Regions from separate parts of the Homo sapiens genome. Here region 2 is linked to region 1. The links are chromatin loops, found by intact Hi-C in ENCODE. Cell type or tissue: heart right ventricle. All regions are shown on one strand. Each heading gives the region's core, and the rest is flanking DNA. Links, peaks and the distances in the headings are about the cores only.

Region 1 (2,925 bases), core at 259-2,758:
ACTCTTTGCATTGTAAAAAATCAATTCAAAAGTAAAAAGATATGTGATAAATGAGACTAAATATCTGTAACTCTTAATATGGAGTAAGGAGTAATGCTTCTAGTACATAACATAGCTCCAAAAAATCAATCAGGAAAAGACAACAACTAAAGAGAAATCTGAAAAAGAATGTAAAAAAAATGTAGAGAAAAAGAAAGGCAGATGGCTTTTAAACACATGAATACCTGTTCAACCTCACTCACAGTAAAATAAATGTTAGTTAAAACTATGCTAGGTAACATTTTTCTAACAAATTGTCAAAAAAATTAAACAATAATAACACTTTATTACAACTCCTATAAAAGACAATTCATGAATATCTAGAAAAATTACAACTAATAAATATTTTGAGCGAACAATTCTAATTATGGGAAATTGCCTTACAGATACACTTGCAAACATGCAGAATAATACATTTATAAGATTATTAGTATCAGCATTGCTTATGTTAATAAAAGATAGGAAATAATATAGTCAGTAAAGTCCAGTAAATACATCACAGTAGAAATCCTTTCAGAAATAAGGAAACACAGCTGGGTACAGTGGCTGATGCCTGTAATCCCAGCACTTTGGGAAGCTCAGACAGGAGGATTGCTTGATCGCAGGAGTTAAGACCACCCCCTTTGATTAGTGAGACCTCATCTCTACTGCAAATTTAAAAATTGGCCAGATGTGGTGATGCATGCCTGTGGTCTCAGCTACATGAGAGGCTAAGGTGGGAGGACAGCTTGAGCTGGAAGGTCGAGGATGGAGTGAGCAGTGATTGCACCACTGCATTCCAGCCTGGGTAACAAAGTCAGAGATCCTGTCTCAGAAAAAGAAAAAAAAAAGAGAGAGAGAAAGTTTTATATGTGTTGCTATAGAAACACCTGTTATATTTAAAGAGCAAGGTACAAAACAGGCATTATTTGTATAAAAACTATGTGGAACTAAGCATTTAAAAAATATTAGGAAGGTTATACAAACCCTAATAATAGTGGTTATCTAATGGGGGTGAAAAATGAGAATGAGCAGATAGATAGAAAACAAGGATGGGGAGATTCTTTATAGTATATCATTTTATACATTTATTTTTTGAGTGACAAGTTTTGCTATGTTGCCCAGGCTGGAGTGTAGTGGCTATTTGCATACACAATCACTGCACACTATAGTCCAGAATTTCTGGGTTCAAGCAATCTTCCTGCCTCAGCCTTCCAAGCATCTGGGACTAGAGGCGTGGGCCATGGTACCTGGATTCTCTTTTACATTTAATTTTATTGTGATACAATTTGAAACTTTTTATTCTAAAAATGAAAAGGATGAATAATTAAAGTTTATGTAATAGAAATATATAGCTTCTAAAATTAGTCATATAGTTTCCCCTTGATGCTGTTCTTGGATCCAAAAGTGCAGCTTTAGAAAAGAACTGCAAACCCTTGTGAAAAGTTGTCAGAAACCTATTTTTCTCAAATCCAGTCCTCTTTTCTCTCTGTCTCCCTCTTCTCCTTAATTCACATTGCAAATAAAATTTGGCTTCTCTGGTGCCAAATGCATTGACTTGCATATTCAAGAGACCAACCCAAAAGGATCTTGAACTTGAACGTCTAGATACAGATTTCTCATTCCCAATCTGATAGCCTTAATTGAGAGAATGTCTACTTCCTTCTTGGTCATCTGTGGTCAAAAAGAAAGGGTCACTCTTACAAACTTGACTGTTGAGTTTCTAAGTCTGTAACGTTCAGAACATCACTTTTTTAGCTGGAAAGAAACCCCGAAAGAAGTTTATTATCTACAGGAGTTGTGATAACATTTTTGAATATATAATTTCACATAGCCTTTCAGAAAATCTATGAGGAAGTTATATGAACTGCATCTACAGATAGTGCTCAAGGAGGTTAAATAAATTGCTTAAGGTCACAACGATTAAGTGACAGAACTAAGATTCAACTTCAAGTGTGCCCTAAGTCTAGAATCAGAGCTCTAAACCCTTTCACTGTACTCTTCCCTGAAGGCTAGGCTCAGTAAAAGTTACTCTATGAGGAGACAAAACAGTTCAGTCTAATTCTATAGCTCTTTGATGGCCTGGCTTTAACCCAGGATAACATCTTAAATATCTGGAGGAACAGATGAAATTTACTCCCTTCAAACCACTCTCCATAAATATTGCTTATTACAACCAGGCTTTTAATAAGTCCTGGACAGAAGATAATTCAAAGTTATTATCTCTGGCAAGTTATGCTTGACTTGTTCTTTCCTACTTGAGCAAGATACAGAGGCAAGCATGGGGTAGAGGAAGCAGTATGTCCTAACCAAGGAGCAAAGAGAGGACATGGAGCTCTTCTTGTCCCCTCACACCTCTGTGCTCACTCATTTGTTTAGCAAGTGTTCATTTTGCACATACTAAAATAACACGTGTGATGGTTTGCAGTTTACAAAGCATGCTTACTAATATTTTCATATTTTGCCTGTTCCATTTAATGAAAGAAGATAAGTGTTGTTATCTTTTATATTAAAAATGTAGTTGAAATAATTACCCTGCCTTGCTTAATTCATGACAAGCAGACAAGGCAGACTCGCCATCATGTCTGTCCTCATTACTACCCTGTATTTTTCAGTAGTCTATGGAAGGCACCTTGAACTTCCAGGAGAACAGATGATTAACATTTGATTTCTCATCTCAGCATATTCACAATTTTGCAGCATTACTGATAATGTAAACTTTATCTGAGCCCTGTGCTCCTGGAAAACAGTGAAAGTTAAGTAAATCTCTTCACCCTTTTGTGTTCCAGAAGATGTATCACTGCAAAGATATACCCTTGCCCATAGCCATAGATATGACTCATGCGTGGCTCCCTTTACCTATGACAAGGGCAGAAACAGACCCTCCACATTCCCATCCTTTGCCTA
Region 2 (2,925 bases), core at 143-2,642, 630 kb before region 1:
CACTGTAATTAGAATTAGACCTGTTTACACTTCACTTCCGACTTTGTTATTTACTGACTGGAAAGTCACAGGCAAATTAAGGAACGTTGCTAACCTTTAAGTTTTTCATCTATAAATTGGCATTTTCATCTTCACCTTATAGAGTTGACAGTTTGTATGTCTATGAACACTTAGCACCATGCTTGGCTCCTAGTGGATACTTAATATTAATTTTCTGTTTAAGAACTGAGACCCAAAGCTAAGCTGACAGTAGAGTAGTGTCTGTGGGAAGGACATGTTCACTAGGTCACTTTGTTGGTGGCTTTAAGCAACAAAAGGTTACTTCTTCACAAAAGATGAAGGGCTTTTCTCCATCCTTCCTTTATAGCTTCTTGGTTCTCCAGTTCTTGATTACAGTTGCGTTTTCTTAGCACGTGTGGGTTAAGAACAGTTAGCACCACCAGTCAGTTGTTCCTGGGAATCCTGTATTTCTGGAGCTCAACAATTCACTAGAGAATGTACACAGTTCAGATGGGGCTGGGAGCAGCTTATATAACCTGACTTGAGATCCCCACCCTCTCTCTATCATTCATGCTACTAGCTGGAAATTATAATGTTTCTGACATAATATGTACAGCTATTTTGCCCTTTGTTTTCTCATATCGCAATATTCAGATAGCCCATCAATTCTATCTTTGCATAATCAAAAGCAGTTAAATAAAGAAGCAGTTCTTTCCCTAAATGGAATGTTACTCCTTCCAAGGCTCAAACTGTAGCCAGCAAATATATGTATATATGTGTGTGTGTGTGTGTGTGTGTATATATATATATAATTCAGTATATATGTATAATTCTACATGTATACTTCTACATGTATAATTCAATGGAGAAATAAAATCGAACTAGCAATGATGAGTACTATTGCTAATATATGCTCATCACTGATATAAAGTGGAGAAGATAGGTAAAACATTCAAGTGTTCTTTAAGTACTATTTTGGAAGTTATCTGACAAAGTTGTTGTATTTGTCCACAGAAATTATGTAAGGATGCTACTTACTGTTCCTTGTTTTCCATAGTCCCTGGCCAAGGTAAAGTACTATTTACTCTCAGGTAGTTCCTAGGGTTGACAGGTTTGCCTTGGAAGATTAAGGATATGTGACCTGCTGCTTATAGCCTAAAAGAGTGAGCTTCACTTCTAAGGTAGTTGATCATCAGAAATTGTGTGCATAATGTATTATTATTTTGTTTAAGTCTTTTGCTGACGACAATGTTGTTCTGTTTTTAGCATGTCTGTATTATTCTGTATTCTCTGTATGTGCTATTATATATTAGTAATACAGTTAGTAAAAAAATGAGATTGCAGTAATCCTGAGTCACAGCAATTTAAGAAGATGTGATGCAGTGTGATGTTTGCTGTTGCTTTTAAACTCCACATGTTTAGATTTTTAAAGATTGTGCCTTTTAAGGAGACTCGGTGCTTCTCAAACAAAATAAACAAATAAAATAATAAAGCAAGCAAGCCAGGAAACAAACCCAAGTAAACCAAACACCAGTCAAGAACAGTGTCTGCACTTCAGCGAGGCCACCACCAGAGGGTGCCTCTGTCAAGGCCACGCCGTGGGACTGGCGAGGTGGTTTTTCTGAAGTCATATCTGTCTTCGCCAAAAATGGGAATTCTCTATAAAAAGTGAAAAAATCCAATAGTGGTAGGCATGTTTGCAAATTAAAAAGATGCTGAAGCTGCAAGGTGATCATCTTTTTAATCAATATTCTGTAACAGTTTCTGACTTACTTCAAATCAAATTTTCTGGAACTCCTTGATTATAAATTTATGCTATTTATTTTTAACTGAATGGAAGTGTAAACAAGAAGAAAAAATCGATAGGAGACCTATTTAGAAGGTACTCTTTATGGTAAATGTGATGTTTGGATCCGTTAATTCAACTGTATATTTACTGAGTCTTGCTATGTCCAGGCACTGTTTAGCCACTCACTCCATATGACCTAGTGAAGGAGAGAGGGGAGTTTGGCGTGGCTCATTTTCTTTCCGAGTGTGGCACTGCCATCTCCTTTAACTTTTCTCTAGGACCTCCATTCCTATGAATCTGGGTAGTGAACAGAGTTGACTCCAAAAAGTTTAAACCAGAAAATTTACCAAAAAAAAAAAAAAAAAAATCAGGGGAGATTACTCAAGCATATTTTAGGATTCCTGATTTGTTTAGGAACTTTAAATCATAAATTGCTCTTTGCTTTGAAAGCCCAGAGCCACAAGAACAGCCTGCTTAATTTGACTTTTCAATGTTTCCATATAGAACCAAGCCTCCTTGTGGGTGAGGAATGTAGCTCAGGTGCCCAGTCAGAGTGCTAGTTTATGGAAAGTGTGCATTGAATTGACTGTAATATCTTTCCTTTTTTAGCCATTAATGGTCCCTCCAAAAAGGTGTTTATAGTCAAATAAGTTTGGGAGAGGCTGCATATTGCAAAGCTTCTTGGAGATTCACATTGCTTCTTGGCATGTTCAAGGCTCTCACAGGTCCTACCATCAATGAATGGGTTTTGTCTAAGATACTTCAAACTTATTTGATTGGAGAATTTATTTTCATGCAACTACTCTTCTGTGGAATACCTTTTAGGAAACACAAAGCACGTTATCCCTTGAAATGTACTTTTTTTGTGAGTGTAGATATGCTGCATTTGAGGCTTAAGTGAATTCTTTTAGAAGATTTTATTTTTATTTTACATTAATTAATATTTTATTTATTTATCTATTTTGAGATGGAGTCTTGCTCTGTCACCCACGCTGGAGTGCAGTGGTGCAATCTTGGCTCACTGCAACCTCTGCCTCCCAGGTTCAAGTGATTCTTGTGCCTCAGCCTCCCGAGTAGTTGGGATTACAGGTGTGCACCACCACACCCAGCTAATTTTTTGTATTTTTAGTAGAGAT

Evidence for each region. A loop is a pair of places that touch in the nucleus more often than their neighbours do. Peaks named below come from ENCODE experiments on the same cell type or tissue, not always from the same donor. Only the 100,000 strongest peaks of a DNase experiment are listed, where the experiment ranks them.
Region 2: a loop joins it to region 1, with 9 times the contacts of the local background. A loop is called at or near these places in 7 of 110 quality-filtered maps.

Annotation. Positions count from the first base shown.
Region 1 is chr4:69,876,310-69,879,234 of GRCh38, reverse strand. No RefSeq gene overlaps it. Among named protein-coding and RNA genes, the nearest start is that of SULT1E1, 18 kb to the right of the region's middle. In heart right ventricle, for the core only: no CTCF peak of the experiment used is centred there; no DNase peak of the experiment used is centred there.
Region 2 is chr4:70,503,984-70,506,908 of GRCh38, reverse strand. No RefSeq gene overlaps it. Among named protein-coding and RNA genes, the nearest start is that of AMTN, 13 kb to the left of the region's middle. In heart right ventricle, for the core only: a CTCF peak has its summit at 1,567 (motif pointing right); no DNase peak of the experiment used is centred there.